Linked DNA regions of Homo sapiens: region 2 is linked to region 1. The links are chromatin loops, found by intact Hi-C in ENCODE. Cell type or tissue: CD4-positive, alpha-beta T cell. All regions are shown on one strand. Each heading gives the region's core, and the rest is flanking DNA. Links, peaks and the distances in the headings are about the cores only.

Region 1 (16,768 bases), core at 6,379-14,378:
CGTGATCTCAGCTCACTGCAACCTCCACCTCCCAGGTTAAAGCGATTCCTCTGCTTCAGCTTCCTGAGTGTCTGGGATTACAGGCGCCCACCACCACACCCGGCTAATTTTTGTATTTTTAGTAGAGATGCGGTTTCGCCATATTGGCATGCTGGTGTCGAACTCCTGACCTCGGGGGATCGGCCCGCCTTGACCTCCCAAAGTGTTGGGATTACAGGCGTGAGCCACCGAGCCTGGCAGTATTAACTTTCTTTTATGCGAGTTAAGGATTTGTTTCTTGTTTACTTCACCCTCCTTTATCCTCATCCTCTCATTTTGTTTTGCTTTCTTTGAATCTACTATTGTCCTCTGATGTCTTCCAACAACTTTGTAAAACACCTTTCAGTCTAATGTTCTTTGATCAGGCTTATAAGATAATCTATCAGTTCCATTTATTTCCCAGAGGCATATCTTAGGAACTTTCTATCCACCTGTTCCCATCTGGAGTGGTAGCTCTTTAGTCACAACTGTTATGACTGGACTCTTTCTTCACCACAACCCTGGAATCCTCTTGGCTCCTTCAGTGTTGGATCTTTTGTTTCCTGGATCCCATATCTTCATTTTTTCCCTTTTTCTTAGTTTATGTCCTTGTTTTGGTGACACTATACTAGTGGCTCCCTCAGACAAGGTATATAAAGATACATTTATAATAAAAATATATCCATATTGCATATTTGAGAATTTCTTTACATTTTTATTTACTTGATTGTTTATGTTATTGGAGTTGAAAATTATTTTCACTTAGAATTTTGCTCAGTTTTCTTCTATTCTTGAGAGTTTCTGTTGAAGTGCTTTGGCATTCTGATTCCCAGTCGTTTACACATGGCCTATTTTTTCTGTGGAAATATTTAAGATTTTCTCTTTATTTCTGATCTAAGTTTTTATAGTGATGTGTGTTGCTTTGACTTTGATTATTATTTTTATTTAGTTAGTTTTTGAGATAGGGTCTCGCCCTGTCACCTAGACAGGAGTGCGGTGACACAATTATAGCTCAGTGCAACCTCAAATTCCTGGGCTCAAGCTATCCTCCCACCTCAGTCTCCTGAGTAGCTGGGACCACAGACACGCACCACCAGGCCTGGCTAATAAAAAAAAATGTAGAGATGGGCACTCACCATGTTGCCCAGGCTGGTGTTGAACTCCTGGGCTCAAGTGATCCACCCGCCTCGGCCACCCAAAGTGCTGGGATTGGATTACAGGTATGGCCCACTGCGCCCGGCCTATTTAATTAAATTAATTAATTTATTTATTTTTAAGAGACAGGGTCTCACTCTGTTTCCCAGGCTGGAGTGTGGTGGTGTGATCATACTTCACTGTAACCTGTAACTCCTGGGCTCAAGCGATCCTCCTGCCACAACTTCTGAGTAGCTAGGACTGCAGATGCATGCCACCACGCCCAGTTCATTTTTAAAATGTTTCGTAGAGACAAGGTCTTCCTGTGTTTCCCCGGCTGGCCTGGAACTCCTGGCCTCAAGCAGTTGTTCTGTTTTGGCTCCCAAAGTGTTGGGATTACAGGCATGTGCCACTGTGCCCAGCCTATTTTTATTCTTTTAATCTTAAAGCTTTAGTCTTTCAGTTCTAGGAAATTTTCTTATGTGATTTATTTGGTAATTTCCTTCCCACTGTTTTCTCTTCTTGGAATTGCAATTAGTTGGATGTTGGATCTCCTGGACCGATCATCTAATTTTTCTTATCTTTTCCACGTTTCCATTTCTTTGTCTTGTTTACTTTCTTCTACTCAATTTTTTTTTGAGATGGAGTTTTGCTCTTGTTGCCCAGGCTGGAGTGCAATGGCGCAATCTTGGCTCACCGCAACCTCCGCCTCCTGGGTTCAAGCGATTCCCCTGCCTCAGCCTCCCGAGTAGCTGGGATTACAGGCATGTGCCACCATGCCCGGCTAATTTTGTATTTTTAGAAGAGACAGGGTTCCTCCATGTTGGTCAGGCTGGTTTCGAACTCCTGACTTAGGTGATCCGCCCGCCTTGGCCTCCTGAAGTGCTGGGATTACAGGCGTAAGCCACTGTGCCCAGCCATTTGACTAAATTTTTTTTTAAAGCTGTTGTATTTGTGATTCTCCAGAATTCTTTCTGTTGTTTTTGTTTTATAGCAACCTGTTTAATGAGTATAATATCTTCTCTTACCCCTCTGAGAGTTTTATTTTTTTTTAATGTTTATTATTATTTTTTTGAGACAAGAGTCTCACTCTGTCGTGCAGGTTTGAGTGCAGTGGTGCGATCTTGGCTCACTGCAACCCCTGCCTCCTGCGTTCAAGCGATTCTCCTGCCTCAGCCTCCTGAGTAGCTGGGATTACAGGTGCCCGCTACCACACCTGGCTAATTTTTGTATTTTTAGCAGATATCGGGTTTCATCATGTTGGCCAGACTGGTCTTGAACTCCTGACCTCAGGCAAAACGTCCACCTCGGCATCCCAAAGTGCTGGGATTACAGGTGTGAGCCACCACGCCCAGCCTCTCTGAGAGTTTAATTATAATTATTTGAAATGTTCTTTTGTTTTACGCATGTTCTTTTTTGACTTTCTGTTTTCTTTGACTTTGATTTAGTCAGTTTTAGTCACTTTGTTCCATGTTAGAGGCCTTCTTTAGATGTCTGGTGTCATTCACTGATTATTCTTTTTTTTTTTTTTTTTTTTGAGTTGGAGTCTTGCTCTGTCGTCTAGGCTGGAGTGCAGTGGCACAGTCTCGGCTCACTGCAATTTCCACCTCCTGGGTTCAAGCGATTCTTGTGCCTCAGCCACCCAAGTAGCTGGGATAACAGGCATGTGCCACCCTGCCTGGCTAATTTTTGCATTTTTAGTAGTGACAGGGTTTCGCCATGTTGTCAGCCTGATCTCGAACTCCTGACCTCAAGTGATCTGTCCACCTAGGCCTCAATAACCCATCCACTGCGCCTGGCCTGATTATTCATATTTAAGAGTAGAACTCTGAAAAGCTGATCAGAAGTTCTGTGTGTGTAAGCTTCTCTGCAGGGTAGTCAAGTGGTTAGCTGGCACTTGATCAACAACTTCAAATAATAGTGTCTGTAGGGCTGGGTGTGGTGGCTCACGCCTGTAATCCCAGCACTTTCGGAGGCTGAGGCAGGTTGATCACCTGAGGTCAGGAGTTCAAAACCAGCCTGGCCAGCTGGTTTGGGGGCGCTGAGGCAGGAGAATCGCTTGAGCCTGGGAGGTGGAGGTTGCAGTGAGCCAAGATTGCACCATTGTGCTCTAGCTTGGACAACAAGAGCGAGACTCCATCTCAAATAAATAAATAAGTAAATATTGTCTGTAGATCTTTTTTTTTCTGGGGAGGATCAGTTGGTGCTAAGAAAGTTCTGCCATTCATTTGCCTGGAAAAAGCATTCTGGAGCTGAGTGAGAGAAGATGGAGATCTTACCTCTCAACACGCGGACTTTCACTAAACTCGAGTTTTTACATTAGTACTTTACTCTGTGGATCTAATCTTTCACTTTTTTTTTTTGTCCCGGGGAATTTAACTCTCCTAGGGTTAGTTCTTCGACTTAGTATGGAGATGGGAGCCTTTTTGGTCTGTCTGTTCCTTACACAGACTTGTAGATGATCTCCCTGTTTTTAGCACTCCACCTTCTGCCTTCTACAGTCTTCAGTTCCTTTAATTTTTTCCCTTCCTTCTAATTTTTCCTCTAATGTTTGAACCTTGCTGGGGTTCTATAGATAGATTCAACTTCTTTTGTGTATTCCCCTTTGCAGGCACTTAGGTTTGATCTTACCCCACTCTGCTACATCATGGACCATTGCTTTATCCCCACTCTGTCTTTTCAGGTGTGGGATTCCACATGTCTTCTAGTTTTACTGATGGATTATGTGTGTGTTTGTTTTCTTATTCTTGTTTGGGATTGATTACTGAAAAGATTCCACTGTCTTTTTTTTTTTTCCTGGGTTCAAGTGATTCTTCTGCCTCAACCTCCTGAGTAGCTGGGATTACAGGTGCCCGCCACCACACCCAGCTAATTTTTGTATTTTTAGTAGAGACAGGGCTTTGCCATGTTGGCCAGGCTGGTCTCGAACTCCTGACCGCAGGTGATCCACCCTTCTTGGCCTCCCAAAGTGCTAGGATTACAGGCATGAGTCACTGCGCCCGGCCTCCACTGTCTTAAAACAAAAGTTCCAGTGGAGAACTACTTTAAAGACAATCAAAGTGACTTTTTAAAAAAATTATAAGACTTGTAAAACTTTGGTCCTTCTTGCTGATTTTTATTTAAGCAGTATAAATGACTCCTCAGTTTGAAAGCTGAGGAACAAATACTGTGACCACAATTTTATTGGTAATTGTCTTTAAAAAGCCATCTAGCTATTCTTCACATCAGTTTCTTCTTCAGTGGGTTGACATTGATATCAGCTATTTGACTTTCCTGTTGGAATTGTTTTAGATTAATGATTTTTTAATCTGTAAAACATGTTAGGTATAGAATTGAAGGCAGCATAATAGTGCTTGTCCCAGAAATGTGAAAAGAAGTACTGGTCAAGATTTCTTCTTTTATTTGAAACAGAGTCTCACTACATCACCCAGGCTGGAGTGCAGTGGAGCGTTCTCAGCTCACTGCAACCTTTGCCTCTTGGGTTCCAGTGATTCTAGGGCCTCAGCCTCCCAAATAGCTGGGACTACAGGTGTGTACCACCACGCCTGGCTAATTTTTGTACTTTTGGTAGAGACAGGGTTTCACCATGTTGGCCAGGCTGGTCTCAAACTCCTGACCTCAAGTGACCGCCCACCTCAGCCCCCTAAAGTGCTGGAATTATGGGCGTGAGCCACTGCGCCCAGCCTCTGGTCAAGATTCTTAACTGATTCATTCCTTGTGATGTGTTATTTATGTCGGATAATCAGGCCTGACCATATTAGGCATAATTAGATCTTGGGTGAAGTATGTTTTTGGCACAGGTATCTAGTGAAAAAAAGAGTGCTTGTTTTTTTTCCCCACTCATGGTGGGTGGGGTGGTATATTGGGAAATCCATAGACTTAATTACTGCTAAGTGTCAGGCCTCATTCTGGGGCCCAGGGATCCAGGACCTAAGCTGTTTGCCTCTGCTTTTGCTTGGTTGCCATTGTTTCCCATTCTTGGGGTTCTTTTCTTAATCCTGGCTAGAGGATCTGATACTGTCTCCTTCCTTGTCCTTGAAAGCAAGCTCATAGCAAAAATAATGAAAATAAAGATGTCATTAGGGTTAAGTTCAGGGCTTTCATTTCTAAATCCCCAAGTAAGATGACTATAGGCTCCCTTTGAGTTCCTTCCTTCTGATTTTAATTATCCTGGAGGCAGAGTACTAACCCCTCTGACCTGAGTGTGTGGTAAGTGTATACCTCTTCCCCCAGACTTTAAGATGAAATCAGAGTAGAACCAGGTATCCCCTTAAGTGAGTTGTTTCAATCTGGACATTCTGTCTGGATTTATTAGTTCTCCTGGGACTGTTTACTTCTTATAGGAATGGTACCATTCAGGTATTTGCTTAGAGTGGAATAGTGAGGAAAAGACTATCAACAGCCATCACCCGACCCTACCAGTTGCAGCAAAAATATACCATGGAAGCAAAATACTATTGCCTACGGCATTAGTTCACCTCCCACTGTACATTTTAGAACCTTTGGCCAAAGGTGTTCTCCACCTCTGAAATATTGCGGTTTCATAGAACAATAACTTTCTCACTTTTGACTTACTTGATTCCTACAATGCCTGTTTTTTGGCCCTAAGCCCTTTAGTTAATAAATTTTAGTTAATAAATTTTCCTCATGTACAATTTGAGAGTTAACTGCAGATTTCATAGCACTTCACCCCTAATTTCATCTATACATCTCCTAAGAATAAGGGCATTTTTTTTTTTTTTTTTTGAGAAGCAGTCTCACTCTGTTGCCCAGGCTGGAGTGCAGTGGTGCAATTTTGGCTCACTGCAACCTCCACCTCCTGGGTTCAAGCGATTCTCCTGCCTCAGCCCCACAAGTAGCTGGGATTACAGGTGCCTCCTACCACGCCTGCCTAATTTTTGTAATTGTAGTAGAGACGAGGTTTCACCATGTTGGCCAGGCTGGTCTCAAACTCCTGACCTCAGGTGAGCCGCTCTCCTCGGCCTCCCAAAGTGTTGAGATTACAGACTTGAGCCTCCGTTCCCGGCCTCTTTTTCCTTTTGTAGTTAACAAGTGATCTGTGGAATGATAGAAACGGTGTGAATATTCTGTCCTATAATAATCTTTACTTAATGGTTTTATCTGGATTGTTTCTTGCCCAAATATTACTGTACTGTAGTGATTATAAAATGGAGACTTTTCTATTTTTTCTGTATTTTTTCTATATTGTCATTAGTCTGTAAAGATTTTTTTATACTCCTTTTTTTTTTTTTTTTTTTTTTTTTGAGATGAAGTCAGGCTGGAGTGCAGTGGTGTGATCTCAGCTCACTGCAGCTTCTGCCTCCCGGGTTCAAACTATCCTCCTGCCTCAGCCTCCAGAGTAGCTGAGACTACAGGCGTGCGCCATCGCGCCCAGCTAATTTTTTGTATTTTTAGTAGAGATGGGGTTTCACCATGTTGGCCAGGATGGTCTCGATCTCTTGACCCCGTGATCTAGCCACCTTGGCCTCCCAAAGTGCCAGGATTACAGACGTGAGCCACTGCGCCTGGCCCTATACTCTCTTTTAAAAAAATTTGTTTGTTTTTTTTTTTTGAGATGGAGGTTCACTCTGGTGCCCAGGCTGGAGTGCAACGATGTGGTCTTGGCTCACTGCAACCTCCATCTCCCAGGTTCGAGCAATTCTCCTGCCTCAGCCTCCTGAGTCGCTGGGATAGGTGCGTGCCACCATACCCAGCTGATTTTTGTATTTTTAGTAGAGATGGGGTTTCACTATGTTGGCCAGGCTGGTCTTGAACTCCTGACCTCATGATCTGCCCGCCTCAGCCTCCCAAAGTGCTGGGATGACAGGCATGAGCCACCGCACCTGGTCTTTTTTTTTTTTTGTGAGACAGGTTCTTCCTCTGTTGCCCAGGCTTGAGTGCAGTGGCATGATCATGGCTCACCACACCCTTGGACACCAGGCTGCCTCAGCTCACTGCAACCTCTGCCTCCCAGGTTCCAGTCATTCTCGTGCCTCAGCCTCTGGAGTAACGGGAGTATAGGTGTGTACTATCACACGTGGCTAATTCTTGTATTTTTAGTAGAGATGAGGTTTCTCCATGTGGGGCAGGCTGGTCTCAAACTCCTGGCCAACATGGTGATCCGCCTGCCTCGGTTTCCCAAAGTGCTTCATATTGTTAGCCCTAATTCTAGTCCAATTCCATAGCGTTCTTTTTTATTTTTATTTTTTTATTTTTGAGATGGAGTCTCGCTTTGTCCCCCAGGCTGGAATGCAGTGGTGTGATCTCGGCTCACTGCAGCCTCCACCTCCTGCGTTCAAGCAGTTTTCTGCCTCCGCCTCCTGAGTAGCTGGGATTACAGGTGCCTGCCACCACGCCCGGCTAATTTTTGTATTTTTAGTAGAGACGGGGTTTCATCATCTTGGCCAGGCTGGTCTTGAACTCCTGACCTTGTGATCTACCTGCCTCGGCCTCCCAAAGTGCTGGAATTACAGGTGTTAGCCACCGTGCCCGACCACATTCTTCTTTCAGTTCATATTTGGATATCCTTTTTTTCTACAGTGAGAAGAACTCTGGTAACAACATAAACGCACTCATTTGTTCAGTTGTACAATATGTGCATAATGAAAATTGTAATACCAATAGTATTTCCAGCTACAAACCTACTAAGTTTGATTTAATATTTCTTTGCAATTTTTTGTGTGCTTACATATAGGCCACTAAGGGTGTGCAGTCTAAAATTACTTAAATATCTTTTTCTCGCTGGGTGCAGTGGCTCACACCTGTAATCCCAGCACTTTGGGAGGCCAAGGCGGGCGGATCATGAGCTCAGTTCGAAACCAGCCTGGCCAGCATGGTGAAACCCCATCTCTACTAAAAATACAAAAATTAGCCAGGTGTGGTGGCAGGTGCCTGTAGTCCCAGCTACTTGGGAGGCTGAGGCAGGAGAATCACTTGAACCTGGGAGGCGGAGGTTGCAGTGAGCTGAGACCATGCCACTGCACTCCAGCCTGGGTGACAGAGTGAGACTCTGTCTAGAAAAAAAAAATCTTTTTCTCCTATATCTTTTTTCTCTTTCTCTTTCTGTGGTAAAGTTATTGGTGTAATAGTCAATTAAATTTGTGTATTCCTATTGTATTCAGTTGTACTTCCTACCCCTCATCCTTGTTGATTTTATTTTATTTTTGGAACTCATTAAACATTAATATGGTTCAAAAAGAAAAATCTACATTTTATAATTACAGTAATATTTGATTTAGGGAAGAAAAAAATGGATGATAAAACCATTGGGGTTTTACTCAGAAGGTATTCTCAAAAGTCTTATTTCTTTTCCTTCCCTTCCATTATCATTAGCTTTTAGTTTATCTTAGTTGTCTTCATTTTTGCAGGCATAAGCAGATACATATTATATATATTCTCATTTCCCCTTTCTTGTACAAAAGATAGCATAGTATCCATGCTGCTGTACTTTTAAGTACTCTTTTGTATCTTGTTTTTATAGAAATTTTTCTTATTTTTATTTTATTTATTTATTTATTTATTTATTTATTTTTTTGAGACGGAGTCTCACTTTGTCACCCAGGCTGGAGTGCAGTGGCGTGATCTCGGCTCACTGCAAGCTCCGCCTCCCAGGTTCATGCCATTCTCCCGCCTCAGCCTCCCAAGTAGCTTGGACTACAGGCACCTGCCACCATGCCCGACTAATTTTTTTTTGTATTTTTAGTAGAGATGGCGTTTCACCGTGTTAGCCAGGATGGTCTTGATCTCCTAACCTCATTATCCGCCCTCCTCGGCCTCCCAAAGTGCTGGGATTACAGGCGTGAGCCACTGCGCCCGGCTGATTTTTCTTATTTTTATAGCTTTGTTACATGTTGTGTAGATTCCATAGGTTTTGGGCCAATATCCTATGTCTGAGCATTTAGGCTGTTTCTAGTGTTCCACTTTCACAGATAATGTTGCAACCAATTACCTGTGTATTTGCTTTCCATATTACTTATGGAGATGTACCATCAGGGTAACTTCCTGGAACTTATACCTGGCATGTCTAAAACAGGGCATCATTTTCCCAAAACTTTTTCACTTTCTTTTGCCAATATTGAATGGCACCATTATCTGTCCTATTACTTATGCAGAAATAAAGGTATCATCATTTCTTCTCATAACTAGTTTGTCAGCAAATGCAAATTATGTATTAGCCTTTCATTTTTTTCTATCTTCATTTTCTTATAGATCTTCTTAGTTGGTTTATTATACTAGCCTCCTAACTAGTCTCATTTCTTTCCTAATACTCCCTACTGCTACTAGATGTGTCTTTCATAAAGCCAAAGGTGTGTTCATTTCACCCAGACCTTCCTTTGCCCAGACGTTCCATTTCCTGGCCTTTGCCTACTTCTCTAGCCTAATCTCTAACCACTTCTAACCATACCAAACTACTTGTAGATTTCCCAGACGTATTCTGTCCTCTTTTGCACTGGAATGCCTTTTTTTTACCTTCTACATTTCTTTCTTTCTTTTTTGTCTTTTTTTTACCCTTTTTGTGGAGAATGGGGTCACGCTTGTTACCAGGCAGATCTCGAACTCCTGGGCTCAAGCGATCCTCCTGCCTCTGCCCACCTAAGTGCTGGGATTACAGACATGAGCCACCACGTCCAGGCCACATTTCATTTTAATAACTTTCAAGCGAGACTTTCTGCTAGGTCAGATGTGGTTCCCCTGTTTACCCTTACCATCCTGCACTTGCCTACATTGACTTGTCTTTTTTTCCCTGAGACTTTGGGCTCCTGTCGACTTTTAGACTCCTATGGACAGGGCATTCCTTCTATTCTGCTTTCTTGGCACAGCCTGGAGGATGGTAGACACTCAATAGTTTGTGAATATATGAATAAACTTGATCTGATTACAGATTTCTTTTTTAAAAAGTCTCTTTAGGTAATTCACTTACGTGTTCACTGCAAAAAATCCAAACTGCACAGAGGCATATATAAAGTGAATGTTTTCCATTACCCCATCTCAGTTTCTAGTGGGAACTATGGTTAATAGTTCAATATTGGCAGGAAAAACACAAAATAGATTTTAGAATAAAATAGATTATAGAATAAAAATGTTCACTATTTTGTTCTTATAGATGATCTCTTTTCCTTTAGGCAATGATAGTAAGAAATGCTAAAGATACAGCTCATACAAAAGCAGAACGGAATATTCTGGAGGAAGTAAAGCATCCCTTCATCGTGGATTTAATTTATGCCTTTCAGACTGGTGGAAAACTCTACCTCATCCTTGAGTATCTCAGTGGTCAGTACACAGAGTTTGGTGTAATTATTTGCATTTGCTCCAGAAACTGGGTCAAAATGTTATTTTTCAATGGAAGAATACTTTTTCCCATTATGATCAAATAGTGCTTAAAATTGATGAGTACACTGAAGTACAAAATTCAGATGTGACCAAATGTTTCTATTGGCAGACAAATATGGAGGAAACTAAAGATTTTTTTCCCTCATCTGTAAAATTTTATTTTAATTCCTTTGTAATCACTCACTTAACAGAAAAACGAATACCTAAGTGATGCAGAGCCATCAAATTGTAGTGGGGTAAGATACTGTAATTTAAATAATTGGGAAGATTATTTAACATACTGACTATTTTTGGAATTGGGTCTTTAAACAAGAGTTTTTAGTTTAATGTAGCCTTAGTGATGGGGTATGTAGCTTATAATGGAAATCATCCATATTTGCCAGGGCCTACCACCTCGTAGGAACTTGTTGATTCCATATCATTTCTAGATCACAGGTGTCTATTTATTTTTTTTTTTGAGATGGAGTTTCACACTGGTCGCACAGGCTGTAGTGCAATGGTGTGATCTTGGGTCACTGCAACCTCTGCCTCCTGGAGTTCAAGCGATTCTCCTGCCTCAGCCTCCCGAGTAGCTGGGATTACAGGCATGTGCCACCACGCCTGGCTAATTTTTGTATTTTTAGTAAAGATGGGGTTTCACCATGTTGGTCAGGCTGGTCTCGAACTCCCGACTTCAGGTGATCCACCTAACTCGGCCTCCCAAAATGCTGGGATTACAGGTGTCAGCCACTGCACCCGGCCACAAGTATCTATTTCTAGCAAACACAGTTCAGTTCTCTGAGAAGGATTTTGCAGTAACGTGTAACATGGAACAGAAAGCTACAGAATGTAGCAACTGTTTTGTGACTATTGCCATTGGAAAAACTTTTTTTTTTTTTTTGAAGATGGAGTTTCGCTCTTCTCTCCCAGGCTGGAGTGCAGAGGCGTGATATCGGCTCACTGCAACTTCCGCCTCCCAGGTTCAAGCGATTGTCCTGCCTCAGCCTCCTAATTAGCTGGGACTACAGGCATGCGCCACCACACTTGGCTTTTTTTTGTATTTTTAGTAGAGCTGGGCTTTCACCATGTTGGCCAGGCTGGTCTTGAACTCCTGACCTCAGGTGATCTGCCCACCTTGGCCTCCCAAAGTGCTGGGATTACAAGTGTGAGCCACTGTGCCCGCCCGGAAAAACTTTATTTTGACATAATTTCATACTTAACACAAAAAGTTTTAAGAGTAGTATAAAGAATTCCTATGCCAGGCTCAGTGGCTCATGCCTGTAATCCCAGCACTTTGGGAGGCCAAGGTGGGCGGATCATGAGGTCAGGAGTTTGAGACCAGTCTGGCCAACATAGTGAAACCCTGTCTCTACTAAAAATAGAAAAATTAGCTGGGTATGGTGGTGTGCTCCTGTAATCCCAGCTACTCGGGAGGCTGAGGCAGGAGAATCGCTTGAACCTGGGAGACGGAGGTTGTGGTGAGCTGAGATCGCGCCAGTACACTGCAACCTGGGCAACAGAGCAAGACTCAGTCTCACACACACACACACACAAAATAAAAGAATTCCTATATATTTCTCACCTAGATTCCCCAGATGTTACCATTTCACCACATTTATTTTGTTTTATCCTATGTATATGTATATATGTGTATACATATATACATGCATGCATACATAATTGTTTTGAACTGTTTAAGAGAGTGTTACAGACATGATTTCCCTTTACCCCTAAAATTTCAGTGTATGTTTTCTTTCTTTTCTTTTCTTTTTTTTTTGAGATGGAGTCTCACTCTGTCGCCCAGACTGGAGTGCAGTGGTGCAATCTTGGGCTCACTACAACCTCTGCCTCTCGAGTAGCTGGGATTACAGGCACCCACCACCACGCCCAGCTAATTTTTGTATTTTTAGTAGAAATGGGGTTTCACCATGTTGGCCAGGCTGGTCTCGAATTCCTGACCTCAGGTGATCCGCCCACCTTGGCCTCCCAAAGTGCTGGGATTACAGGTGTGAGCCATTGCACCCAGCCTATTCAGTGTATATTTTCTAAAATCAAGGACAGTATCTTACATAACTATACTAAAATGATCAGAAATAGGAAATTAACATTGATGCAATTATAACTCTTCTTAGTTTCCTTTAATCTGGAACATTTCCTCAGTCTTTCTTTGACTTTCATAATGTTGACATTTTTGATTAGGACAGGCCAGTTAGTTTGTAGAATGCTTTGGGTTTAGCTGATGTTTCCTTAGTATTAGATTCAGGTTATGCAATTTTGGCAGGACCATTGAAGTGACATTGTGTCCTCCTTAATGCATCAGATCAAGAGGTACATGATATTTATATCTTTGTCCCATTACTTGTGATGTTAACTTTGGTCACATGTATAAGGTGGTGTCTGCTGATTTTTTCCATGGTGACGTTTTTGTCTTTGTAATTAATAAGTATCTTTTGAGGAGATACTTTGAGATTATTTAAATATCTTTCATCAAGCTCTCATGTTCAGTTTTGTTGTTTTTTTTTTTTTTGAGACGGAATCTCACTCTGTTGCCCGGGCTGGAGTGCAGTGGCACGATCTCAGCTCACTGCAACCTCCACCTCCCAGGTTCAAGTGATTTTCCTGCCTCAGCCTCCCAGGTAGCTGGGATTACAGGCATGCACCACCACACCCAGCTAATTTTTTTATTTTTAATAGAGATCACCCCTGACCTCAGGTGATCTGTCCGCCTCGGCCTCCCAAAGTGTAGGGATTACAGGCGTAAGCCACTGCGCCCAGCCCACATTCAGTTTTGACATCCATTGAATCTTGCCTGCAACAATTAATTGTGATGTTTGCCAAGTACTTTTTCTTATTCCGTCACGTCTTCTTCATTTATTACTTGGGATTCTACTGTAATAAAGAACTTTCTCTTCTTCCCCCTTTAAAACATTTATGTATTCATTTATTTATGTCATTGTGGACTTAGGGATCCTAATATCATTCAATGTGATATAACCTTTTATTATCATTATTTATTTTGATACTCAAATTGTGCCATGTTTTTTACTAGGCCAGTGCCAGGTTTATTCTGTTTATTTAAGGGTTCTGAAAATACGAAATATGAGCATTCACTAAAATTAGTGAGGGTGATTTAATTGTAGACTATCATTTTTCTACCTATGGGTAAAATGTTAAAGAGTCTTTAATCAATATATATATTTTTTAACCTCAGGTCTGGAATCTACAGATATTTTAAAGTTTGTAGATATAAAACCTGGAATTCCAAGCCAGTTCTAGTTTTTAAATATATGTGTGTCACAGAAGAATAAGAATGCTACTAAAAATAGAATCCTGAGGACTTAGTTTTAAAACCTATAATTTTTAGGATCTGTTTTTCATTTTTAAGGGGCTGATGTCTTTTAATTATGGTTAGAAGGAAAGCACAAACTCTCTCATTAGAAGTGGGTTGGAAATAAATATTGTTTTATTTATAATGTTTTTTCTTTTTCTTTACAGGAGGAGAACTATTTATGCAGTTAGAAAGAGAGGGAATATTTATGGAAGACACTGCCTGGTAAGTGAACTTTTTGTGGTTGCATAGATTCAGGTAATTACAAGCAAAGCCCCATTCCCACTATGGGCAGCCACATGATTCAGTAAATTGAGCTGGAGCCAGTCACTCACTCAGGACCTCAAGGGGGAGAAGCAGTTTTGGGACTGGGCAGCTATGGAGGTCACATCATTCCTTTGCCCTTAGGCTTGAGTGGAACGCTCTTCACACCAGTTGTTCCTAACAGAACCATTCTCATTGCGGCTTTCTTTCCTTGAATTGGTAAGCTGCCTGCCTTGGCTGTGGGTGAGTGTGGTTTCCCAGTGAACCTTTATGTGTGGAACAATGGAAATTATCAGAAATCATCCCTTTTTTTTTAGGCTTTCTATTTCTCAAGGTACAGTCTTAGGGAGGTGATAAACCTGGGCATATCATCTGTAGATTGATTATGTAGTCAGGGTGGGATTTACCCTCCTATTTCTAAACATGTCATCTGCTTCAAATTAAAAATATGCACATCCTTTTGTGAAGCAACAATATTGGGTCACAATAAATCAGTTTATCCTACACATTAATTTAATAGAAAACAACACTTAAATGTTTTTTTCTACCTTGATTACCAAAACTGCATTCCATTGTTTAATTTCAGGCCTTTTCTAACAAAGAAGCTGCATTTAAGAGCCTTAGGGATGAAGTGCCCTTTTTTGGAGGAGGCTCACTGAGCCGTGTTGGAGGCTGTGTTTGTGGTCGTGCTGGCTGTGAAACTGCCTCAGTCCTCTAGGACACACCCTCTCCATCCTGGAGTAATCTGCAGGATTGCAACATTGTTATGCAGCCAGTATTGCAGTGCCTTGTGCTTTTCGAATCCAGACAGGGTTGATTCAGCCCTTTATTCTTTTGAGGTAGATAAATTTGGGTGTCACACAGTTTATAGTTGTGGGCTGGCTGGCAGGTGGGAGGGCAGATACTGTGGGCCTCAGCTGTCTATAAATATGTAGCTGTATTAAGTAAGGGATGAGTGGGCTTCTAAGGGTCAGGTTATAAGATACCTTTTGAAATCAAGATGTGATCTCTGAGAATAACAAAGTTCCTATTTCCTATGGGATTTTAAAGTTGGGTGTGGATGGGAGAAATTTGCTTGAAATGAATGGCTATTAGCTTAATTCCTACACAGACAGAACAAAACATGACCAATGGCAGTTTAGCATATTCTGGACATCTTTGCAATTTTAGCAATATATTCTAATGGCAAAATAAAGCACTTTATAGTTTCACTAAAATGAGTGAAACATAAATGTCCCCATGCCTTTTGGCAGCATCCTATGCCATCTCTTTTTCCAATACATCCCCCTACCCCACTAATTTGGTCTTTGGTGCATGTCTGTTTCTTTCAAGGAATTTTGCTCCATACGTAAACTGCTTTGGATAGATTACACTCTTTTTAATTTTATTAAATCACTTTTGTTTCCAGCTTTTACTTGGCAGAAATCTCCATGGCTTTGGGGCATTTACATCAAAAGGGGATCATCTACAGAGACCTGAAGCCGGAGAATATCATGCTTAATCACCAAGGTGGAGACATACCGTAAACAATTCTATAGTAAATAATCATCTTAAAATCCTCCCACATAGGTCGTGGCCATTTTCAAAGCCCCAAATTCATCTCTCTATTTTGTATATTTCCTCCCTCAGAATTCATGGCATCATAGTACTTGCTGATATTTTAAGTCTTTAGGTAATTACGCTTGGTGAGAGTAAAAGAAGTTGAGGATAATAGTCGCTCAACTGCCTTTTTTAGTTTAATCCTTACTCTTTATAGTTTTTCATGTTTTTGGAATCTTTACATCAAATGTTGTATAATGTTTTAGACTGTAAAAGCCAGTCTAAACATTAATTTTGGCTTGTTACTTAAATTGAAAAGTGAATCTCAATTATATAAGTTGAGTTTTAATAATGAAAATATGTAAATATTGGCTGGGCACAGTGGCTGACACCTGTAATCCCAGCACTTTGGGAGGCTAAGGTGGGTGGATCACCTGAGGTCAGGAGTTCAAGACGCCTGGCCAACATGGTGAAACCCCATCTCTACAAAAATACAAAAAAAAAAAAAAATTAGCTGGGCATGATGGTGGGTGCCTGTAATCCCAGCTACTCAGGAGGCTGAGGTGGGAGAATCGCCTGAACCCAGGAGGCGAAAGTTGCAGTGAGCCAAGATCGCGACATTATACTCCAGCCTGAGTGAAAAGAGCGAGACTCCGTCTCAAAAAAAAAGAAAATATGTGAATATTAGAAGCTATGCTTCTTACAGTAGGTTTTATTAATGCTGGGAAAAGGATTGAAATTGAACCAAAGTATTTGATAAAACTTTGGAAATATGATGTTTAGTAGGCATCAGGTTACTTTTTTTTTTTTTTTTTTGAGATGGGGGTCTCACTCTGTCATCCAGGCTAGAGTATGGTGGCATGATTACAGCTCACTGCAACCTCCGCCTCCCAGGCTCAAGTGATCCTTCCACCCCGGCCCCTCAAGTAGCTGGGGCCACTGTGGCACACCACCACGCCTGACTAATTTTTGGTATTTTTTGTAGAAATGGGGTTTCATCATGTTGCCCAGGGTGGTCTCAAACTCCTGAGCTCAATTGATCTGCCTGCCTTGGCCTCCCAAATTGCTGGGATTACAGGCATAACCCACCTTCCCCCCAGCCAGAATCAGTTTATTCTTGCTGTTTGTTTGTAACAACAAACATAAACATCAGAGAGACTGATAATCTATACAACT
Region 2 (13,825 bases), core at 5,826-13,825, 260 kb before region 1:
TATGTTATAGAGATGGTTTATTTGCTTAAACCTCATGAATCAACTTATGCTACCTTCAAATTTTTCTTCTGTTGCTTTCTCACCTCTCTGAGCCTTCACAGAATTGAGGAGAGTTAGGGCCTTAAACTAGATTAGGCTTTGGCTTAAGAGAATGTTGTAGCTGGTTGGATCTTTTATTTTATTTATTTGTTTATTTATTTATTTATTTATTTTATTTATTTTTTTTTTTGAGACAGAGTCTCTCTCTGTCGCCCAGGCTGGAGTGCAGTGGTGCGATCTCGGCTCACTGCAAGCTCCGCCTCCTGGGTTCACGCCATTCTCCTGCCTCAGCCTCCCGAGTAGCTGGGACTACAGGCACCCACCACCACCCTCGGCTAATTTTTTGTATTTTTAGTAGAGATGGGGTTTCACGGTGTTAGCCAGGATGGTCTCGATCTCCTGACCTCGTGATCCACCCACCTCGGCCTCCCAAAGTGGTGGGATTACAGGCATGAGCCACCACGCCCGGCCTCCTCTCCCTCTCCTTCTGCCTCTCCCTCTCCTCCTCTCTCCCCCTCTTTCTTTCCCTTTCCCTCTCCCTCTTTAAAGAGATAGGTTCTCCCTCTGTTGCCCAGGCTGGAAGGCAGTGCTGTGATCATAGCTCACTGCAGCCTTGGAACTCCTGGGCTCAACTGATCCTCTTGCCTCAGCCTCCAGAGTAGCTAAGAGTAGGTAGGACTACAGGTACATGCCAGTACGCCTGGCTACTTAAAAAATATTTTAGAGACAATGTCTCACTGTGTTGCCCTGGCTGGTCTTTTTTTTTTTTTTGACACTGAGTCTCTCTATTGCCCAGACTGAAGTGCAGTGGCGCAATCTCAGCTCACTGCAATCTCTGCCTCCTGGATTCAAGCGATTCTCATGCCTCAGCCTCCCGAGTAGCTGGGATTACAGGCACCCGCCACCACACCTGGCTAATTTTTGTATTTTTAGTAGAGTTGGGGTTTCGCCATGTTGGTCAGGCTGGTCTTGAACTCCTGACCTCAAATGATCTGCCCACCTTGGCCTCCCAAAGTGCTGGGATCACAGGCGTGAGCCACCATGCCCAGCCCAGGCTGGTCTTAAACTCCTGGCCTTAAGTGATCCTTCTGCCTCAGCCTCCTCTGTGGCTGGGATACAGACACATACCACTGCACCTGGCTAGTGTATAACATTTTTATTTGTATTTTTATTTGAGACGGTCTCGCTCTGTCACCCAGGCTGGAGTGCAGTGGCGCAATCTCAGCTCACTGCACCCTCCACGTCTCGGGTTCAAGTGATTATTGTGCCTCAGCCTCCCATGTAGCTGGGATTACAGGCGCGCACCACCCCACCTGGGTAATTTTTTTGTATTTTTAGTAGAGACAGGGCTTCACCGTGTTGGTCAGGCTGGTCTCGAACTCCTGACCTCAAGTGATCCACCTGCCTCAGCCTCCCAAAGTGCTGAGATTACAGGCATGAGCCACTGCACCCAGCTGTGTATAACATTTTTCTTTTAGAGACGGAATCTCACTCTGTCGCCCAGGCTGGAGTGCAGTGGCACCATCTCGGCTCACTGCAACCTCCGCCTCCGGGGTCAAGCAATTCTCCTGCCTCAGCCTCCCCAGTAGCTGGGACTACAGGTGCACACTGCCATGCCTGGCTAATTTCTTCCGTATTTAGTAGAGACAGGGTTTCACTGTTTTGCCCAGGGTGGTCTCGAACTCCTGAGCTCAGGCAATCCACCCACCTCGGCCTCCTAAAGTGCTAGGATTACAGGCATTAGCCACTGCACTTGGCCTATAACATTTTAAAAGAGAAAAAAACTGCTCATTTAGATAGTTACATAAATTCAAAAGTAGAATCGTTTTATTTCTCTTTGGCCTGCAAAACATTATCTCAATATGGCAAGTACCTAGAGTTTGACTTTGTCTGTGGTAGGTTTCTTAGATGTGAGAAAATGAGACTGGGATTACATTTGTAAGCCACTGCACCAGTGCACTTTCTGCATATCAGCAAGAAAGCTGTTAGGTTTTCTTATCATTCATGTGTTCACTGGAGTAGCACTTTAATTTCCTTCAAGAATTTTCCTTTGTATTCACAACTTGGCTAGGTCAAAAGGCCCACCATTCAGCCTATCTTGGCCTTGGACATGTCTTTTTCACTAAACTTAAAATTACTTCTAGCTTTCGATTTAAAAAGAGAGGTAGAACACATAGAGGCAATTGTAGTTATTATATTGGCCTAATATTGTTGTGTCTCAGGTAATAGGGAGGCCTGAGGAAAGGGAAAGAAACGGGAGAACAGCTGGTTGGTGGAGCAGTCAGAACACACACAATATTTATCAGTTCAGTTTGCTGTCTTATGTGGGTGCAATTCATCACACCCCAAAATAATAGTTACATCAAAGATGACTGGCCACAGATCAACATGACAGATACAATAATGAAAAGGTTTGAAATATTGTGAGAATTAATGAAAACGTGACACAGAGACACTGAAGAGAGCACATGCTGTTGGAAAATAGTGCCAATAGGCTTGCTCGATGCAGGGTTGCCATAAACCTTCCATTCGTAAAGATTCATCTGCACTGCAAAGTGCAGTAAAATGAGGTATCCCTGTAATACGTAAACTGTGCTATCTAAGTTTTGAATTGTCTTTCCTCTTATCAGTTTCATGTTATATAAGAGCTTGGGATATCCATATTTAAATGTGCTGTAGAAATGAAGGAAACTTTAAATATTAGCTTATAATTTTTCAAATAACCCTCTTGTTCTGGAATTTTACCATCTCTAAAATGGAATTAGACTGAATGTTTTTATTTTCTGTTTGTAGATTCATTATTTTACTAAAGTGTTGATTTTCTTTCTGTAGATCAGTGAAAAGCATGATGTGGTGTTCTTGATAACCAAGTATGGTTATATCCACCTCTATGATCTTGAGACTGGTACCTGCATCTACATGAATAGAATCAGTGGAGAAACAATTTTTGTTACTGCACCTCATGAAGCCACAGCTGGAATAATTGGAGTAAACAGAAAGGGACAAGTAAGGAAACCTTGAAACTTAAGCAATAAAATAAGATAACCTGATGAGTTGGGAACAATCCTGTCCTTTTGAGAAATTACTCCCCAAGATTAAAAAATAGAAAATAAACATATTACTGTTAGTTTTTTTCCAAAAAGTAAATAGTAACTTTGGATATTAGAAAATAATATATATCAAAGCACGATGTAAGCTGATAAAAAAGAAAATAATATATACCTAAAAATAGAGATGTGTATGAATACAAAGTCTCTCTTTAATCCTGTCTCAGAGAAACTGGTTTATAGCCATCTAGGACTGTATAGATGCATTACTGTCAAAAGAAGTGATTCCCCATGCAAAGAAACAATTTAGGGTCATATTTGACAGACTATTTTTTTAAGGAATTTTCTGTTATCTCCAAGGCAGAGCAATTATCAACTACAGGGAAAAGAATTCTACCTACATCCCTTTTCCTAGCTCCTTAATTAAGCATTACTATTACATGTTAGAAGGTGATATGTTTCAGTACCTCTTGTGGGATGCCTGGAAAGCTAATCAGTTTGGTAGGAAAAATATTATCCGTTCTAAATTTGTCATTTTTGAAAAACCTCTTCATACCATCTAGCAAGTGATTCTTTATCTGTCATCTTATTATTTTAATTTTTTTTTTTTTTTTTTTTTTCTTGAGATGGAGTCTTGCTCTGTCACCCAGGTTAGAGTGCAGTGGCATGATCTCAGCTCACTACAACCTCCACTTCCCGGGTTTAAGCAATTCTCTTGCCTCATCCTCCCAAGTAGCTGCAATTACAGATGTGAGTCACTGCACCCGGCTAATTTCTGTATTTTTAGTAGAGGCGGGCTTTCACCATTTTGGCCAGGCTGGTCTCAAACTCCTGACCTTGTGATCCACCCGCCCCAGCCTCCCAAAGTGCTGGGATTACAGGCGTGAGTCACGGCGCACAGCCTATTTTAATATTAATAAGAATATTTTACCAGGAGCTATGTTAATTTTCTGAAAAATGGCTAAACATTTTAAAAATACTGTTACTGGTCTTGCCTTTTACTCATTTTCTTCCAAATTAGTATTTTTCCCAGATAATAAGCAAAGGAAGTAGATAGATTTTGTTTCTCCTTCATTCAGTTAATTTTTGAAAAATGTTATGTATATGAAGAGACAATTCCTCTAGGGAAAGGGAGTGCATCCCTACCTACCCATGCCCCACCTTAACTCCAGACCTGGTTAGGTGCTTTTGCTCTGTACTCCTAGAACTTAGGGCTTTCTCCTCATAACATTTACCATACTTATTAAAATTGCTCGCTAAGCTGTTGCAGTCACTATTCATCATTAGAAAAAGGGATTGTCTTTAGTAAATTATATTTCTAGCACCAGTCAGTGTCTGGGACAAAAGCAGTTTTAAAAATTCAGTAGCTTTCAGATATTCAGTTATGAGTGTCTTGCTTAGAAAAATCAAGAATAAGGCTAGGCTCAGTGGCTCATACCTGTAATCCCAGCACTTTGGGAGGCCGATGCGGGCAGATTGCCTGAGCTCAGGAGTTCAAGACCAGCCTGGCCAACATGGTGAAACCCTGTCTCTACTAAAAATACAAAAAGTTAGCCGGCTGTGGTGGTGCATGCCTGTAATGCTAGCTACTCGGGAGGCTGAGGCAAAAGAATCACTTGAACCTGGGAGGCGGAGGTTTCTATGAGCTGAGATCGCGCCACTGTACTCTAGCCTGGATGACAGAGCAAGACTCTGTCTCAAAAAAAAAAAAAAAAAGAAGGAAAATCAAGAATATATTGGTCTTTTGGTGAACTAGATTAGTGATAATTTAATAATCATGAAGTTGTGAAGCCAGGGGCTTTTTTTTTTAAACTCTTAATTAATTAAAAAAATAAAAAAAAAGACAGGGGCTGGGCACAGTGTCTCACGCCTGTAATCCCAGTACTTTGAGAGGCTGAGGTGGGTGGATCACCTGGGGTCAGGAGTTTGAGACCAGCCTGACCAATATGGTGAAACCTCGTCTCTACTAAAAATACGAAAAAAAATTAGCTGGGTGTGGTGGCAGGTGCCTGTCGTCCTAGCTACTTGGGAGGCTGAGACAGGAGAATTGCTTGAACCCATGAGGCAGAGGTTGCTGTGAGCCAATATTGTGCCATTGCACTCCAGCCTGGGTAACAGAGCGAGACTCCGTCTCAAAAAAAAAAAGAGAGAGAGCGCCAGGGTCTTGCTATGTTGCCTAGGCTGGTCTTGAACTCCTGGGCTCAAGCGATCCTCCTGCCTTGGCCTCCCAAAGTGCTAGGATTACAGGCATGAGCCACCACGCCTCGCCACTTTTTGTTTCTGCTGTTGTGCTGTTTTAAGATAGCGCTTAACCTTAAATAATTTCATGACACATTCTTGGTGTTCATAACTCTAATTCTGGGAACTTGTTGATTGTTACTTTCCCTTCCTCCCAAATTTTATGTGCCAGCTACTTTGAGTAAAGAGATGAGTATTTACAGTAACCTTAGGGCTTTCTTCTACTCTTTGCTAAAGTCTACCAACTTGGCATATTCCCTGAAGGAATGAGTAAGTGGCTTCTATGGGTTGAAAAAGCAAAATCAATTAAAGTGATATTATAGTCAACATCTGACTTAAATTCTTAATTTGATAGAACTGAGTACTTTAGAAGACACTGGAGCCTTTTCTGTTTCCTGTAGCAGATCTTACTAAGGACTGGTTGCTAGAAATCTGCTAGAACAGTCTTTAAGTATGATAACGATAAAACTGTGGATTCAGTATGTGGGGAAACCTAAGGTAAGATTTGAGTTAAGGTTGGGGCTCAGGAATGCAAATAACTATAAAGAAAGTAATTATTACTTCCTTTAAATAAGCCTTGAGGATGGAGGTCGGACCTATAGAAGTAAAATCTTGGAGGTTGAAATTTCTTCATTTTCCCTGAAAGGAGTAGTAGAATTGGCAGGGCAGACTGTTACCTATCTATCTATTTGGTTCACTGAGTTCTCAAGTATTTTTCAATTCTTACTGATTTGGGGACAGAAATTTCCTATATTCATTTATTCAACAAATTAAATACGTTTTATGCTATACTAATTGCATATTGCTAGTAATACAGTTAAACAAAGACAAACCCCCTTTCCTCATGTGAACAGTAACTGAGAAAAAATTATACAATTATATTAGGTTGAGAAGTGCTGTTGGGGTAATATGAGTAGTTTATAAGCTAGGGCATATGACTAGTTCTGCACTGGGGAATGGGATGGATGGGTAGAGAAGGACTCCCTTTCTCTATGGCAGTTGACAGTAGTTCAGCTTTTGGGGCAAGCCAGAAAATATTCTGTGGCATTGAGAGGTTTGAGGGTAGGTAATTTTCCAAACAAGCAATTAGAAATTGGCCTTTACTGATATTATTATTATTTTATTTTTATTTTTTATTTTTAATTAATTTTTTTTTTTTTTTGAGACAGAGTCTCCCTCTGTTGCCCAGGCTGGAGTGCAGTCGTGCCATCTTGGCTTACTGAAACCTCTGCCTCCTGGGTTCAAGCGATTCTCCTGCTTCATCCTCCCTAGTGACTACAGGCGCGTGCCACCATGCCCGGCTAATTTTTATATTTTTTTTTTAGTAGAGGTGGGGTTTCACCATGTTGGTCAGGCTGGTCTTGAACTCCTGACCTCATGATCCACCTGCCTTGGCCTCCCAAAGTGCTGGGATTACAGGCGTGAGCCACTGCACCCGGCCTATTTTTTCAAGCACCTACCATGTTCCTTGTATTATGTTAGCTGCTTGAGGATTCAGTGGTCCCTCCCTTCATTGAGTATATAATCTGCTCTCTAGGAATGAAAATGTAATTAACGAAAATTACCAAAAAATTCTTGTAAAGAAAAATCCTAAAATTAAAAGGAGTATACCTTAAACAACTTGCAAGTGAACCCTAAATGTCATTTAGATATCATAGCTTCTTCAGTGTCATTTTCTGTAGGTTATCAAGATTGAAGTCCTCAAGAAGTTTTAAATTATGTGGAGTTGTCTTTCAGAGCTCAATTAAGTGGGAATGTTAATTTTTGATACTGACTGTGTTAAGAATGAATAGATGGTATCAAAGCAGTTAGTTTGGACAATGAAGTAAGTTATTTAGATTATAGAATAGCCATATTTTAGGAACCACATAATGGCCTAACACCCTATGACATTTGTTTTCAAATCTCCTTAATTTTTTTTCTCCTTGTCTTCCTTCCTTTCATTATTTTTTAATGGCAGCAAGAAAACAGCTGTCACAATTTCATTACCTTTGTGACTCAGTATTAACCTGTTCTAAACAGATTTGGTATCATTTGTATCCAAATGAACACATTGCAGCTACATTTTATTCTTTAAATTGCAGGTTCTGTCAGTGTGTGTGGAAGAAGAAAACATAATTCCTTACATCACCAATGTTCTACAAAATCCTGATTTGGCTCTGAGAATGGCTGTACGTAATAACTTAGCCGGTGCTGAAGAACTCTTTGCCCGGAAATTTAATGCTCTTTTTGCCCAGGGAAATTACTCGGAGGCAGCAAAGGTGGCTGCTAATGCACCAAAGGTAAAGAGTTATGAAAATGAAGTTGTCATGACATTAATCCATTGTTAATATTCTGTTTCTTATATTACTAGAAAAGGAACCAGCTTCCTACAGATAAACTGTTTTTAGATTACATTTGGGTTACATTTTCCTTTAGTAGAATTCCTTGTCAATGCCTCTAGATTTGGTTAATTTTCTCTGGATTTGATTAGTTTTTTAAAACCCAGATTGTTAGAAGGATATGTGGGTCTAGCAAGCTTTTGATTTACATAGATGTAGTAATGTTTAGTCATTTAGGTGTTATACTGTTTGACCTCATAAATGATAGTTACTGATTTTATTTCCATAACTTGGACATGAAATACATACTGTCCAATTTTATAGTGGGTAGAGCTGTCAAAATTAGGCTGAATTTATTCTTATCACTTTTGATGTTAGTTTATGGTGGACTGAATTAACACCTTACATTCCTGACCAATATTCATTATGAAATTTGTACTTAATTTAATATGAACTTGGGATAATACTTAGCTATAACTGTTTTATGATTATAACTATTCTCTTACACACTGACATTGTAATTTAAGTTGATGTATTTTTGATTCTGGATAATTTTTTTTTTTTTCCAAATTCTGGATAATCTTATAACATTGAACCAGGGGTATGAAAGACAGTGACTAAATATTTACTCCAGATGGTAAAGATTTGAAACTTCCTAACTTGATGTTAATAGATGGATTCATTCCTTTAAGATTGACCTAAGAGATTGATCTCTACAGGGTGTTTAGTGTGATGTTTGGATCACTTTCGAAGAGCGTTTAACATTTCTCCTTCTTACACTTTCGAAGAGCGTTTAACATTTCTCCTTCTTAAAGGGAATTCTTCGTACTCCAGACACTATCCGTCGGTTCCAGAGTGTCCCAGCCCAGCCAGGTCAAACTTCTCCTCTACTTCAGTACTTTGGTATCCTTTTGGACCAGGGACAGCTCAACAAATACGAATCCTTAGAGCTTTGTAGGCCTGTACTTCAGCAAGGGCGAAAACAGCTTTTGGAGAAATGGTTAAAAGAAGATAAGGTACGTTAAATTATGTTGACATAATCTTGCTTTGGTTGCATTAAATATGATATTGGCAAGTTAAAATCATTTAGGCTGCACCACAATGTCTCCATTACTGCTGGTAGAAACAGAACAAAAACACACATTGCATAAGATGGATTCACTTATTTCCTTTTGAAAAAATATATATTTTTTCGCCGGGCATGGTGGCTCAGGCCTGTAATCCCAGCACTTTGGGAGGCCATGGTGGGTGGATCACCTGAGGTCAGGAGTTTGAGACCAGCCTGACCAACATGGAGAAACCCCGTCTCTACTAAAAATACAAAAATCAGCTGGGCGTGGTGGCAGGTGCCTGTAATCCCAGCTACTTGGGAGGCTGAGGCAGGAGAATCACTTGAACCCGGGAGGTAGAGGTTGCAGTGAGTTGAGATTGCATCACTGCACTCCAGCCTGGGTGATAGAACGAGACTCGGTCTTAAAAAAAAAAAAAAAGTTGGATCTTAGTAAGACAGGATGGCTATCTAATTAGCAATGAGATACTGTTTCCCAGAGATTTCACAGAATGTTAGTTGGTGTTACATGGAAAAATATTTAACTTGGTTTCTTGAAATTTATTTAAATATGAACCTTTTCTAAATGTTAACTAGCTTTCTTTACTGTAGGTCTTCTCCATGCCTTTTATATTCACTCAGTACTTATTTCTCTTTACAGAGAGCATATAATGGTAGTATGTTTTCCTGAGCACATTATTCCTTATGTGGAATAGTGACTGAGAAACAGCCAAAGGATGTTGTTTGTTTCTAGGATAACAAACAAGTTTTAGCTGTCCATTAGTGTTAATTCCTTTCACACCACCACATAAAAAAGCCTTTCTCCTCAAAGTTGTAGTATGGAATTGCCATTGTCAAGAACTGAAGTAGTATTGTTTAAAGCACTCTGAATAGTGAATAACATTTAATGTTATTATTCTTTCAGCGTTAGTATATGTTAGGACTGTTTTTATATTATTAATTCTAAGTCCTTGTTTCTTGACCCAGTTTCTGGCAATCTTGTAAGATACCAGAGAATACTACATCAGATTTGGGATACTTGGACAGGAGTCTCTGATGAAGAATAGCCACACTAGCGAGTATTTGAGGTCCATCCTAATTGATTAAGATAAGGCAGGGCTGAGTTTGGTGGCTTACGCCTGTAATCCCACTACTTTGGGAGGCTGAGGCAAAAGGATCACTTGATGCAAAGAGTTTGAGACCAGCCTAGGCAACACAGCGAGACCTTATTAAATAAATACACAATATTTTTTAAAAAGATAAGGGAGGGTGAGAACAGCCAAGGTAACTGAGTTGACCTACGTAACAGGGTGAAAGCTTTTTAGGTATCATTATCCTTTTCTGTGAACAGTCATATGGGACCATTTGTGGTATTAATAAAAGAGACATTAATCAACTATTCATTAGCATGTTCAGTTAAGATTATCGACTCTGATACAACTTTTTATTTTTGGCACTAAATATCATTTATAAGAGCTAGTCCCCAAAGTAGAAAATCTACTATAGTATGTAAACCAGAACTCTTAGGAAATGAATTTCCAGATTGGGCAGCTGAATGAGTAAGGCAGACTGAATAACACAGAAGACAGTATCTGCCTGTATACTACCTAAAAATTCTTAAGAGTGTCCTTCCTGCCCTATAAGCTTAAATCCAAGTCAAGAAGATAGTGGTGCTTAGATCCCTCAGACATATATAGGTTACACTGTGAGTTTAATAACTGTCCTTATGGTAAACCTCATCTGGCTCCTTCATTATCAAATTTTCAGTTGATAACATTACATTAAAAGTTGCTTTTTGTTTTTGAAAAATTGGGGCCATGTGATGTGAGTCTGATATCTGAATATTCTTAGTAGCTAGAAGTACAAGAGGTACAAGATTGTACTTTGAAGTACTTAAATCCTTAACAAGGTAGTTGATAGTATCTATAAGATTGCAGTCTTGGTGAGCTTTTTATCGTTAAACAGGATTTGTGGAGAATTCTACTGAGACATTGCTGTGAACACAAGATTAAGAGTCTACCAACCACAACCCCTGCATATTTATAATATATTCTGTGAAACTAAGTACCTTTCATACTAGTTATTACTTATAGTGGACATAGTGTCAACTGCTCATTTCTAAAACAGTTCATGGATCACTAAACAATCTCTTTTTCCTTTGGACAGCTGGAATGTTCTGAAGAACTGGGTGATCTTGTGAAATCTGTGGACCCTACATTGGCACTTAGTGTGTACCTAAGGGCTAACGTCCCAAATAAAGTCATTCAGTGCTTTGCAGAAACAGGTCAAGTCCAAAAGATTGTTTTATATGCTAAAAAAGTGAGTTCAATGAAACACATTCTCAGCATGAATTCATTGAAGCATTGACAGAGAAATTAGCCTGTATTAACTCTTGATTACTTTAATAGTGAATTTCCTTTCATTTTGATTTACTTTGAAATGTATAAAAATTCTCTTACCCCTCATATCAAATTCATACTTGTTAAATTGAGAAAATTACTTTTGCATGGCTTATCAGAATTTCAGATAGCAGGCACGTTTAACATGTTAGAACAAACTTTTGAAATATTCATTTATTGAAAATGGATAAGCCAGGCCAGGTGTGGTGGCTTGCGCCTGTAATCCCAGCACTTTGGGAGGCCAAGGCAGGCAGATCACTTGAACTCAGGAATTTGAGACCAGCCTGGGTAACATGGTGAAACCTTGTCTTTACTAAAAATACAAAAAAGTAGCCAGGCGTGGTGGTGTGTCTGTGGTCTTAGCTACTCAGGAGGCCAAGGTAGGAGGATCACTTGAGCCCAGGGGGCAGAGGTTTCAGTGAATCGAGATTGCACCTCTGCACTCCAGCTTGGATGACAAAGCAAGACCCTGTCTCAAAAAAAAAAAAAAAAAGAAAAGAAAAGAAAAGAAAATGGATAAGCCAGTTATAAAAATTGACAGATGTTTGTTCAAATATGTCATCACCAAGGTCTAACTGGGCACCTTAAATTGAAAATGAATTTGTGCTTTCACCAGTAGTTCTATATTAGTGAGATTTTATAGTAGAAAAAGTCTTTAAATGCTATAAAATTGAAACTTAGGAGCAGCGTTTAAGTCTTTGTTTGTTTATAGGTTGGATACACTCCAGATTGGATATTTCTGCTGAGAAATGTAATGCGAATCAGTCCAGATCAGGGACAGCAGTTTGCCCAAATGTTAGTTCAAGATGAAGAGCCTCTTGCTGACATCACACAGGTAATGTGATTAAAATATATTTTGTAGAAGCTGATTGAAATGGAGAGTGGGGGCCAGCCATGGTGGTTGACTTGGGAGTCCAAGGTGGGAGTATTGCTTGAGGCCAAGAATTCAAGACCAGTCTGGGCAACATTGTGAGACCCTGTAACTACAAAAAATTTAAAAATCAGCTGCATGTGGTGGCACATGCCTGTCGCCCCAGCTACTCGGGTGGCTGAAGTGGAGGGATAGCTTGAGCCTGGGAGGTCGAGGCTGCAGTGAGCTATGATCGTGCCATTGGACTCCAACCTGGGCAACAGAGTGAGACTCTCAAAAAGAAAAAAAAAAAAGGAAAACTTACAGTTTGTAGAAATTAAAGCTTTGTCACTCTATATGGATAAACCTCAAATGCCTTGCAAAAAAAGCAAGTTGCAAAAGAATGGACAGTATGAAACCATCTGCATGTAGTTTTAATACATGCAAAACAAACATCTTATTTAGAGATGTATGTGTATTAAAAATATGAAAAATACATGGGGATGATAAAACAGGATAGTGGTTGCCACTGGGTGTGGGGAGAGGGAAGAGATGCATTTGTAAGTGTGAGTCAGAGTCCTTCATATTTATGCTATTGGTTTTCTAAAGTTCATAAAAATAAAGGTCTGTCAGGCTGGGTGCGGTGGCTCAGGCCTGTAATCCCAGCACTTTGGGAGGCTGAGGTGGGCAGATCACCTGAGGTCAGGAGTTTGAGACCAGCCTAGCCAATATAGCGAAACCCTGTCTCTACTAAAAATAACAAAAAATTAGCTAGGTGTGGTGGCAGACGCCTGTAATCCCAGCTACTCAGGAGCTGAGGCAGGAGAATCGCTTGAACCCGGGAGGTGGAGGTTGCAGTGAGCTGAGATCGTGCCATTGCACTCCAGCCTGGGCAATAAGAGCGAAACTCTGCCTCAAAAAAATAAAATAAATAAATAAAATAAAATAAAGGTCTGTCGGTTCAGTTGTATTCTGCTGTTATGTAATATCTTGAAATATTTTGTAGTTGTTTTTATCAGAACTCAAAATAACTATGATCCCTAGAGGACAAAAATTTGTTCTTAAGTGTTTATATTGTCCAAATAAAATTCTCAGGTAAAGAAAGAGTTCATGCATAATTTTGTCTACATACTCTCCATAGTATCTTAAAACAATTTCTTTTAAATCTTTTTTTGTAGATTGTAGATGTCTTTATGGAATACAATCTAATTCAGCAGTGTACTGCATTCTTGCTTGATGCTCTGAAGAATAATCGCCCATCTGAAGGTCCTTTACAGACGCGGTTACTTGAGATGAACCTTATGCATGCGCCTCAAGTATGTGTTTTAATGCTTTTTAGGCATGTTTCCAACATTGTTTTAGTAATTGTGCAGCGCCTCTCAGATTGTTATGCAAAGCTACTGAGGGGCCTACTCCTTATTAAAGAAAATGTAGCTATTATAATATTCTTTTGTACTTTAACAGTTCACTATTAAACCTTAATCTGTAATACGGATATTGAATTACTCATGTAAGTGGAGTGGACAATAAACTTGCCTTGTTTGTGGTTTTACAGGTTGCAGATGCTATTCTAGGCAATCAGATGTTCACACATTATGACCGGGCTCATATTGCTCAACTGTGTGAAAAGGCTGGCCTACTGCAGCGTGCATTAGAACATTTCACTGATTTATATGATATAAAACGTGCAGTGGTTCACACCCATCTTCTTAACCCTGAGGTATTTCAGTTTCTTACCTAATAGATGGTGTTAGTTGTGATTAATAGGTACACTGAAAATGTGTTTGTGGTACTAAATATTAATAATTTCATACCACCATGAGGTTCAACATTATTTCATTTATTCATTCATTCATTTATTTTGTCTTGTAGTGGTTAGTCAA

What was found. A loop is a pair of places that touch in the nucleus more often than their neighbours do. Peaks named below come from ENCODE experiments on the same cell type or tissue, not always from the same donor. Only the 100,000 strongest peaks of a DNase experiment are listed, where the experiment ranks them.
Region 2: a loop joins it to region 1, with 3 times the contacts of the local background. A loop is called at or near these places in 4 of 110 quality-filtered maps.

Annotation. Positions count from the first base shown.
Region 1 is chr17:59,916,161-59,932,928 of GRCh38, forward strand. It overlaps RPS6KB1 (ribosomal protein S6 kinase B1), which reads left to right. Exons shown (of 15, transcript NM_003161.4): 5 at 10,275-10,422; 6 at 13,957-14,014; 7 at 15,462-15,562. Among named protein-coding and RNA genes, the nearest start is that of RPS6KB1, 31 kb to the left of the region's middle. In CD4-positive, alpha-beta T cell, for the core only: no CTCF peak of the experiment used is centred there; no DNase peak of the experiment used is centred there.
Region 2 is chr17:59,652,983-59,666,807 of GRCh38, forward strand. CLTC (clathrin heavy chain) reads left to right here. Exons shown (of 32, transcript NM_004859.4): 6 at 2,872-3,045; 7 at 7,409-7,606; 8 at 8,461-8,661; 9 at 10,860-11,012; 10 at 11,805-11,927; 11 at 13,121-13,258; 12 at 13,498-13,662; 13 at 13,815-13,825. Among named protein-coding and RNA genes, the nearest start is that of CLTC, 40 kb to the left of the region's middle. In CD4-positive, alpha-beta T cell, for the core only: no CTCF peak of the experiment used is centred there; no DNase peak of the experiment used is centred there.